Regions from separate parts of the Homo sapiens genome. Here region 2 is linked to region 1. A link is a contact called in ENCODE Hi-C or POLR2A ChIA-PET data. All regions are on one chromosome and are shown on one strand. Each heading gives the region's core, a stretch centred on a gene start or an enhancer-like site at or near the end of the contact. The rest is flanking DNA. Distances are from core to core; before and after follow the strand shown.

What was found. A loop is a pair of places that touch in the nucleus more often than their neighbours do. ChIA-PET counts read pairs that join two places held with the same protein, here RNA polymerase II (POLR2A). Pooled maps may share reads with other maps.
Region 2: a loop to region 1 is called in a map with no recorded cell type, with 2.9 times the contacts of the local background. The contact joins two enhancer-like sites. A Hi-C loop is called at or near these places in 1 of 37 single-sample maps with no recorded cell type and 2 of 50 pooled maps. POLR2A ChIA-PET finds 5 or more read pairs at or near these places in 2 of 52 experiments (WTC11 and naive thymus-derived CD8-positive, alpha-beta T cell).

The regions. Positions count from the first base shown.
Region 1 is chr19:10,938,465-10,944,347 of GRCh38, forward strand. No RefSeq gene overlaps it. Among named protein-coding and RNA genes, the nearest start is that of TIMM29, 13 kb to the left of the region's middle. Within about 2 kb of position 3,752, at least 4 of the 41 ENCODE cell types and tissues checked have a DNase peak (open chromatin) inside an H3K27ac peak, as active enhancers do.
Region 2 is chr19:11,242,243-11,245,676 of GRCh38, forward strand. It overlaps DOCK6 (dedicator of cytokinesis 6), which reads right to left. Exons shown (of 48, transcript NM_020812.4): 9 at 3,321-3,434; 10 at 1,560-1,640; 11 at 1,315-1,468; 12 at 1,016-1,143; 13 at 817-910. Among named protein-coding and RNA genes, the nearest start is that of ANGPTL8, 4.3 kb to the left of the region's middle. RefSeq lists an enhancer at 1,239-2,049. Within about 2 kb of position 1,274, at least 9 of the 41 ENCODE cell types and tissues checked have a DNase peak (open chromatin) inside an H3K27ac peak, as active enhancers do.

The DNA of each region.
Region 1 (5,883 bases), core at 2,502-5,001:
AAACAAAGTTCACATACTGTATTTCGTTGTTGTGATTTTTCAGTCTCTCTTTTTTAAGACGGAGTCTCGCTCTGTCGTTCAGACTGGAGTACAGTGGCACAATCTCACCTCATTGCATCCTCCGCCTCCTGGCTTCAAGTGATTCTCCCTGCCTCAGCCTTTTGAGTAGCTGAGATTACAGGCACCCACCACCATACCCGGCTAATTTTTGTATTTTCAGTAGAGATGAGGTTTTGCCACATTGGCCAGGCTGGTCTTGAACTCCTGACCTCAGGTGATCCTCCCTCCTCGGCCTTCCAAAATGCTGGGATTACAGGCATGAGCCACTGCGCCCAACCTTAAGTCCTTTTTTTTTTCTTTTTGAGACAGAGTCTTGCTCTGTAGCCCAGGCTGGAGTGCAGTGGTGCGATCTCGGCTCACTGCAACCTCCACCTCCCAGGTTCACACCATTCTCCTGCCTCAGCCTCCCGAATAGCTGGGACTACAGGCTCCCACCACCACACCCGGCTAATTTTTTTTTTTTTTGTATTTTTAGTAGAGATGGGGTTTCACCATGTTAGGCAGGATGGTCTTGATCTCCTGACCTCGTGATCCACCCGCCTTGGCGTCCCAAAGTGCTGGGATTACAGGCCTGAGACACCATGCCCGGCCTCTTAAGTCTCTTTTAACCTAGAAGAGTGCCCCCTATGCATACACTTTTGATGTGTTGCAGAAAACCACTTTTTTTTTTTTTCTGAGACAGAGTCTCACTCTGTCGCCCAGGCTGGAGTGCAGTGGCGTGATCTCAGCTCAGTATAACCTCCCCATGCCGAGTTCAAGTGATTCTCCTGCCTCAGCCTCCTGAGTAGCTGGGATTACAGGCACCTGCCACCACGCCCGGCTAATTTTTGTATTTTTATTAGAGACAGGGTTTCACCATGTTGGTCAGGCTGGTCTCAAACTCCTGACCTCAAGTGATCCACCCGCCTCACCTTCCCAAAGTGCTGGGATTACAGGCATGAGCCACTGTGCCCGGCCCAATTTTATCACTTCTGATGGGTGCCCAGGTCAATCGTTTCATTAATAGCTGTACAAAGAAGCCAGTTCTTTTGTTCTTGCAATCTTATTTATAGCTGGTGAGCCACAGGCATTTCACATTTCCTGTTACTGATTCACCAGGTGAACAAATAAAAACCTGAAAGAGCCAGTCCTTCAAGATGGATCTGGAGTGGCAGACTGGGCTTCAATTTTAAGTACACCCAAGCAACCATTTGCTGAATAGAGGTCACACATGTATTCTGAGTTGCCCCAAAACTCACGCCTCCGTTTTAACTTTTGGACATTCAGAGGTCTCCTGGACCAATCAGTCAGAACTCAGATGTGTCAACCAGTAAAAACTAGGCAAGTTTGACTCCCTGATTTGCATAAACAGACTTGAGTGGGAACCTGGGCTGGAATTTTTGCTATAATACCTGAACCCTCGGGAGGCTAAGGCAGGAGAATTGCTTCAACCCAGGAGGCAGAGGTTGCAGTGAGCTCAGATTGCGCCACTGCACTCCAGCCAGGGTGACAGAGCCAGACTGTCTCACAAAAAAAAAAAAAAAAAAAAAAAAAAAAAAAAAAAAAAAAAAAAACCTGAACCCTCCCTTTGTTCTCTGGAATGCACCTTCATTTTACACCAAATACTGTGTCTCTTCAGTTTGCAAACTGTTGACTGGAATACAATCTATTCCCTCCAAATTCCTTTTCAGAGAACATTGGTTCACAATCATGTCCTACCAGAAGGAGTTTCTGGGGAATTCACAGCCATCTACAGAAGACATCCTTGACTTGCCTTTTGAGGTTTCCCTCAGGGCAGCCACAAGGATGCTGTGTTCCTTTCCCATGTTGTGGCAGGCCACAGTGACAATTTCTTTTTCTTTTTCTTTTTTTTTTTTTTGAGATGGAGCCTCGCTCTGTTGCCAGGATGGAGTGTAGTGGCGCAGTCTTGGCTTACTGCAAACTCCACCTCCCAAGTTCAAGCGATTCTCCTGCCTCAGCCTCCCAAGTAGCTGGAACTAGAGGTGCATGCCACCATGCCCAGCTAATTTTTGTACTTTTAGTAGAGACGGAGTTTCAGCATGTTGGCCAGGATGGTCTCGATCTCTTGACCTCGTGATCTGCCTGCCTCGGCCTCCCAAAGTGCTGGGATTATAGGTGTGAGCCACCATGCCTGGCCCACAGTGATGATTATGAATAGCTATTCATTATTTGAAAATGAATAGTATCTGAAGTATCTGAGACAGGTCTCCATCAAATTAGAAATTCATTTTGCCAAGGTTTAGGACATGCCTGGAAGAAATAAACACAGGGCCAGGTGCAGTAGTTTACACCTGTAATCCCAGCGTTTTGGGAGGCCAAGGCGAGCAGATAACCCGAGGTCAGGAGTTTGAGACCAGCCTGGCCAACATGGTGAAACCCCATCTCTACTAAAAATACAAAAATTAGCCGGGCGCGGTCGTGGGCACCTGTAATCCCAGCTACTAAGGAGGCTGAGGCAGGAGAATCGCTGTGCACCACTGCACTCCAGCCTGGGCAACAGAGGGACAGAAAGAGACAGAGAGACAGAGAGAGACAGAGGGAGGCAGGGAGGGAGAGAGGGAGGAGTGGGGCAGGGAGGGAGGGAAAGGAAAGGAAAGGAAGGAAAGAAAAGAAAAAGAGAAAAAGAACGAAACATAGAATCACGGACACAGTTCATAATCTGTGTCTTTCTCCAAAAATTATTTTGAGGGCTTCAGTATTTAAAGGGGAAAAGTGGGCTGGAGGGCAAATGGGAGAGTAATGTGTCCATGTGTAATAAAATCCATATATGTAATGTATCCCAAATGTATCCATATGTAATTCACATATTCCTACAGAAAAGGAGCAGGTAGGGGGATAGTCAATTATGTATTCGTCTGGCGCCCAGTAAATGGTCACTTTCCATAAGATAAAGTGAACACAGGGTAGGTACCTATGGAGCTTTTTTTTTTTTTTTTGAGATGGAGTCTCGCTCTGGCGCCCAAGCTGGAGGGCAGTGGCAGGATCTCGGCTCACTGCAAGCTCCGCCTCCCGGGTTCAGGCCATTCTCCTGCTTCAGCCTCCCCAGTAGCTGAGACTACAGGCGCCTGCAAACACGCCCAGCTAATTTTTTTTTTTTGTATTTTTTTTTTGTATTTTTAGTAGAGACGGGGTTTCACTGCGTTAGCCAGGACGGTCTCCATCTCCTGACCTCGTGATCTGCCCGTCTCGGCCTCCCAAAGTGCTGAGATTACAGGCGTGAGCCACCGCACCCGGCAGATTTTTTTTTTTTTTTTCTTTGAGATGGAGTCTAGCTCTGTCACCAGGCTGAAGTGCAGTGGCGCAATCTCGGCTCACTGCAACCTCCGCCTCCTGGGTTCAAGCGATTCTCCTGCCTCAGCCTTCTGAGTAGCTGGGACTACAGGCATGTGCCACCAGGCCCAGCTAATTTTTTTTTTTTTTTCATGGAGATGGGGTCTCAGGCTTTTGTCTCGAACCCCTGGGCCAAGTGATCCTCCAACCTCAGCCTCCTGAGCAGCTAGTTCTTTTCTAGTGTAATATATTATCTTACGGAATATATTCCATTGTCTGCATGGACCCCAGTTGGTTTATTCACCCATCTACTTAGTGACATCTTGGTTATTTCAAAGCTGACATGGTAGGTATTACTGGTCGCCTTACAGGGGAACAGCAGGACATCTGTAGTGTGTGGTGAACACTAGAGGGAGCAAGAACCCCCTTTCTCTATCAGGTGGGTGTTACCCATTTCCCAGCTGCACTAATCTGTCGTTCCTTGTAGAGGCCTGATCTGGTGTTTGCCCTGAATGAGAGATGATCTGGAAACCATTTGTGGGAAAATTAAGTTAGACATCCTTCCATTGAAATAAAATGCAGGGGCCGGGCACAGTGGCTCACGCCTGTAATCCCAGCACTTTGGGAGGCCAAGTCGGGCTGATCACCTGAGGTCAGGAGTTCGAGACCAGCCAGGCCAACATGACTAATTTTTTTGTATTTTCAGTAGAGACGGGGTTTCACCGTGTTAGCCAGGATGGTCTTAATCTCCTGACCTTGTGATCCGCCCGCCTCGGCCTCTCAAAGTGCTGGGATTACAGGCGTGAGCCACCGTGCCCAGCCTTGCAGCAAATAATTACATGAAAAAATAATTAATTTAAATTCTGGCAAGTTCTTTGAATCAAAACCAGGGAGAGGTGCTCTGCTCTAATAACCCAGCTCTTGTGGATGTTATTCATGCTAAAACTTGTAGGATTTTCCATTGCTTGAGTTCTGCTGTAGTGTTATTGCTTATCAGTGTAGGATCTGTGCTCTGTGGATTGGTTTAAACTTTACTCGTGGGACAGCTGGCTTTGAAAAGTTTTCATCATCCCCTGCAGGGACTGCACTGGTCTTTGTTGAGGCACATCTAATGTTGATAGCTCTGTTTCCTCCCAGCTGGGGCTCCAATCTGTGACCTTGCTTAGGTAGTGATGCTCTGAAAAGTCTCCCTATTTCTTCTGAGAACAGTTAGATATTGGGTGTAGGCTTTTGAAATAATATGATAGGCCTCACTCTGTAGGGGTTTTTACAAAAGCCACTATAGGCTGGACGTGGTGGCTCACACTGTAATCCCAGCACATTGGGAGGCTGAGATGGGAGGATTGCTTGAGACGAGGAGTTTGAGACCAGGAGTTTAAGACCAGCCTGGTCAACATAGTGACACCTCCATCTCTTTAAAATTGTTGTTTAATTATATAAAAGCCACTGTAGAGTTTGAATGCTTTCAAAATATCAAGAGGATGACCACAATGAAGTAAACTGTCACGGTGGGGCACAGTGCCTCATGCCTGTAATCCCAGCACTTTGGGAGGCTAATGTGGATGGATCCCTTGAGCTATGAGTTTGAGACTGACCTGGGCAACATAGGGAGACCCCATCTCTACTAAAAATATGAAAAATTTAGTAAAAACCCTGTCTCTACTAAAAATACAAAAATTAGCCAGATGTGCTGGCATGTGCCTGTAGTCCCAGATACTGGGGAGGCTGAGGTGAGAGAATCACTTGAACCTGGGAGGCAGAGGTTGCAATGAGCTGAGATCATGCCACTGAACTCCAGCCTGGGCAACAGAGCAAGACTCCCTCTCAATAAATAAATAAATAAATAAACAAATAAATAAATAAATACTAAAATAAAATATAGCCAGGGCACAGTGGCTCGCACCTGTAATCCCAGCACTTTGGGAGGCCGAGGTGGGCAGATCATGAGGTCAGGCGTTCGAGACCAGCCTGGCCAACATGGTGAAACCCCATCTCTACTAAAGATACAAAAAGTTAGGCATGGTGGTGGGTGTCTGTAATCCCAGTTACTCCGGAGGCTGAGGCAGGAGAATCGCTTGAACCTGGGAGGCAGAGGTTGCCGTGAACTGAGATCGCGCCACTGCACTCCAGCCTGGGTGACAGACCAAGACTCCCTCTAAAAAAAAAAAAATTACCTGAGTGAGGTAGTGTGCTCCTGTAGTCCCAGCTACTTGGGAGGCTGAGGTGGAGGATCACCTGAGCCCCGCAGGTTGACTCCATAGTGAGCCATGATCATCTCACTGCACTCCAGCCTAGTTGAACAGTGAGACTCTGTCTCAAAAAAAAAATAAAAATAAAAAAAAAGAGGGAGAGGCTGGGTGTGGTGGTTCATGCCTGTAATCCCAGCACTTTGGGAGGCCGAGGCAGGTGGATCACGAGGTCTGGAGATCAAGACCATCCTGGCTAACACGGTGAAACCCTGTCTCTACTAAAAATACAAAAAATTAGCTGGGCGTGGTGGCACGTGCCTGTAGTCCCAGCTACTCGGGAGGCTGAGGCAGGAGAATCACTTGA
Region 2 (3,434 bases), core at 24-2,523, 300 kb after region 1:
AGCCTCCTGGCTCAGCCCACCCTTTCTGGGCTGTGTAGTCAGGGCAGACTCTCCCATGATGTTCTCTGGGGACTGGGGGCTGTGTCCCTCAGGCGCCAAGGCCAGAAATTGCCCTCAACTCTGCTGTCTGTCACCCTAAATTTTTTTTCGTTTTTGTTTTTCTTTTTTTTAAGTGGAGTCACTCTGTTGCTCAGGCTGGAGTGCAGTGGGGCGATCTCGGCTCACTGCAACCTCTGCCTCCCCAGTTCAAGTGATTCTCCTGCCTCAGCCTCCCAGGTAGCTGGGATTACAGGTGTGTGCCACCACACCTGGTGAATTTTTGTATTTTTAGTAGAGATGGAATTTCACCATGTTGGCCAGGCTGGTCTCAAACTCCTGACCTCAAGTGATCTGCCCGCCTCGGCCTCCCAAAGTGCTGGCATTACAGGTATGAGCCATCACACCTGGCCCCCAGGCTGGTCTTGAGCTCCTGGGCTCAAACAATCATCCTCCTGCCTCAGCCTCCCAAAGTGTTGGCGTTACAGACTTGAGCCACTGCACCCCAGCCTTACCCCTACATTTGATCAACTCTGCCCCCAGGACCCCTGCCTGCCCCGCTGCCATTAACCACCTATTGACGCTGTATCCATCTTATTTATTCTGCTTCTTGTCTATGGTCCCCATTAGAAGCTGTAGCCAGCCCCTGAGGTCAGGGATTTGTCCATCATGGTCATCGTTGGGTCTCTGATGCCCCTGGCACAGTAGGTGCTCTCAGTGTAGGTTTGTTGAGTGGCTGAGTGAGAGTGATACTTCTTGTGTATGGGGTGTGCCACGCACCAGTCACAGGACGTAGTCGCCGCAGCAGGGACGACGGGCGCCTCATGTCAGCCAGGAACTTGAAGAGGTCCTCGTCACTGAGTCGCTCAGCCTCCTACATGGGACCCACTCCCGTCAGCCTGGGCCAGGGGGCTAGGGGTCCCCAGGGCTAATGCAGCCAGCGGGGAGTGGGAGAGTCCCTGGCCCCAGGGTAGGACACCTGCTTAAAGAAGTTTGTGACAGTTAGCGTGGCTGGACGGAAGCCAGAGAAGCTGCAGGCGTCGTCCCCACTACTCGCCCGGTCCTGGGGCCCCCGACGGCGGCGGTCTGTCCAGGCTGGCCGGCGCTCTAGGGGAGGGAATGACAATGACAAAAGGGGGACCAAGATGAAACAGGGAGACTCAGGGGCGGCACAGTTCGGCCAGCAGAGGGCGCACCCCCTCGCCCCGTAGCCCCGCCCCAGGCCTGTCAGCACCACCCTTTAGCCCCGCCCCAAGCCTGTTAGCCCCGCCTCCTCACCGCCCTCCGAGTCAGAGTCCCGGTCCAGCTGCCCAGCGCTGCTCACGATGTTGGCCAAGTGCACGGCCGTCCAGGCGAAGGGCATGCGGTAGCGGCCCAGGCGGGTGCAGAACTGCTCGGCCGCCAGGCGCAGCTTCTCTAGCTTCTCTTTGTTCTGTGGGGAGACCCCGTCCCCTGCCAGCTCAGCATCCTAGCCCTGCTGAGTCAGGGATCTGTTGCCCCTAGTCCAGCCTCCACACGCTTACCTTGGCTGTGTCCACTTCTTTCAACACCATGTAAGGCTCACAGCACTCACTGATGTCCCCTTGCTGAAGCACCTTCTCCAACTGCGGGGCAGATGAATGAATCCAGTGAGGCGCTGCCCGAACGCTCTGTTCCCCCGTGCTGGCTCCCCAGCCTCCTGGACCCCTCATGGGCCCTCGGACACTCCTAACATATGAAGGCCTTTGCTCCAACACCTCCCATGGCTCCCGCTGTCCTTGGGATCAAGGGTTAGTGTTGGCCTGCCTGGTGGCTACTCCCTCCCATTCTTCAGATCTACCCCTAACCTCCAAGCCTACCTTTAGCTGGTGATATTTTCCCTAAATTTACTTATTTATTTACATTTATGTATGTATGTATGTATGTATTATATAGAGACAGGGGTCTCGCTATGTTGCCTAGGCTGGTCTCAAACTCTTGGGCTCAAGTGATGCCCCTGCCTCTGCCTCCCAAAGTGCTGGGATAACAGGCTTGCTGTGAATTTTTTTTTTTAGACAGAGTCTCCCTGTTGCCCAGGCTGAAGTGCGTGATGGGATCTCAGCTCACTGCAACCTCTGCCTCCTGAGTTTAAGCAATTCTCCTGCCTCAGCCTCCTGAGTAGCTGGGATTACAGGCATGACCCACCACACCTGGCTTTTTTTTTTTTTTTTTTTTTTTTTTTGAGATGGGGTCTCGCTCTGTCACCCAGACGGAAGTGCAATGGCACAATCTCGGCTCACTGCAACCTCTGCCTCCCGGGTTCAAGCAATTCTCCTGCCTCAGCCTCCCAAGTAGCTGGGACTACAAGCGCCTGCTACTACGTCCCGCTAATTTTTGTATTTTTAGTAGAGACGAGGTTTCACCATTGGTCAGGCTGGTCTGGAACTCCCAACTTCAGGTGATCTGCCTGCCTCGGCCTCCCAAAGTGCTGGGATTACAGGCGTGAGCCACCGCGCCCAGCCAATTTTTGTGTTTTTAGTAGAGAATGGGTTTCACCATGTTGGCAAGGTTGGTCTCAAACTCCTGGGCTAAAGCGATCCTCCCGCCTCAGCCTCCCAAAGTGCTAGGATTACAGTTGTGAGTCACTGTGCCTGGCCTTCCCTACATTTTTCTTTGTTAGTGTAAATAGAGGCCACTCTGGGCATGGCTCTGAGCCATGAGGCCTAGACTCCAATCCTGACCACTCAGGGGCTGTGGGACCCTGGGCAGTGGGACCCTATCCACTCTGTGCCTCAGTTTCCCCATCTGGAAAATGGGAACCATGGCACCCCTCCACCTTAGGCCCTGTGGTGAGGACTGAAGGAGGGATCCCTGTGAAGCGTGACCATAGCAGCACCTGCCTGTGGATACTGGATTCATTTCATCATTGCAAACTAATAGAAGGTTTTGAGAAAAGAAATTTGACCTCCCTCCCAGAAACAGAAAATCTCAAATGAGGGTGCCAACTATGTCTTTCATCTGTCCACAAACTTCCCAACAGCATCTCACCCACCTCCGAGGACCCCAGCCTGTCACATGTGCCTAGGGATGGCTTTTCTCCCCAGGCTGCCCACGTATAGTTATCAGCTCAACTGTCGCCTCTCCCTGGAAGCCCTTGGTGATTTCTCCCCACCTGAGTTGGATCAGGGGCCTCCTCCCTGCCTGTGTTTCCCCCACAACAGCCCTGATTACCCTTCTTGGTGATGTATCTGTCTCATTCTGTGAAGGCAGGGACTAAATCAGTGACATTCGCCATTACCACCCCCTTGCCCAGCCCCAGCAGGCACCTTGATGACCAGGAAGATGTCAGGTGAGGGGTAGGTCACAGAGAAGATGGCAGAGCGGGCCAGGGTGGAGATGGCAGGGTGGGTGCCATGAGCCCGAAGCAGCCCCTTCATGGA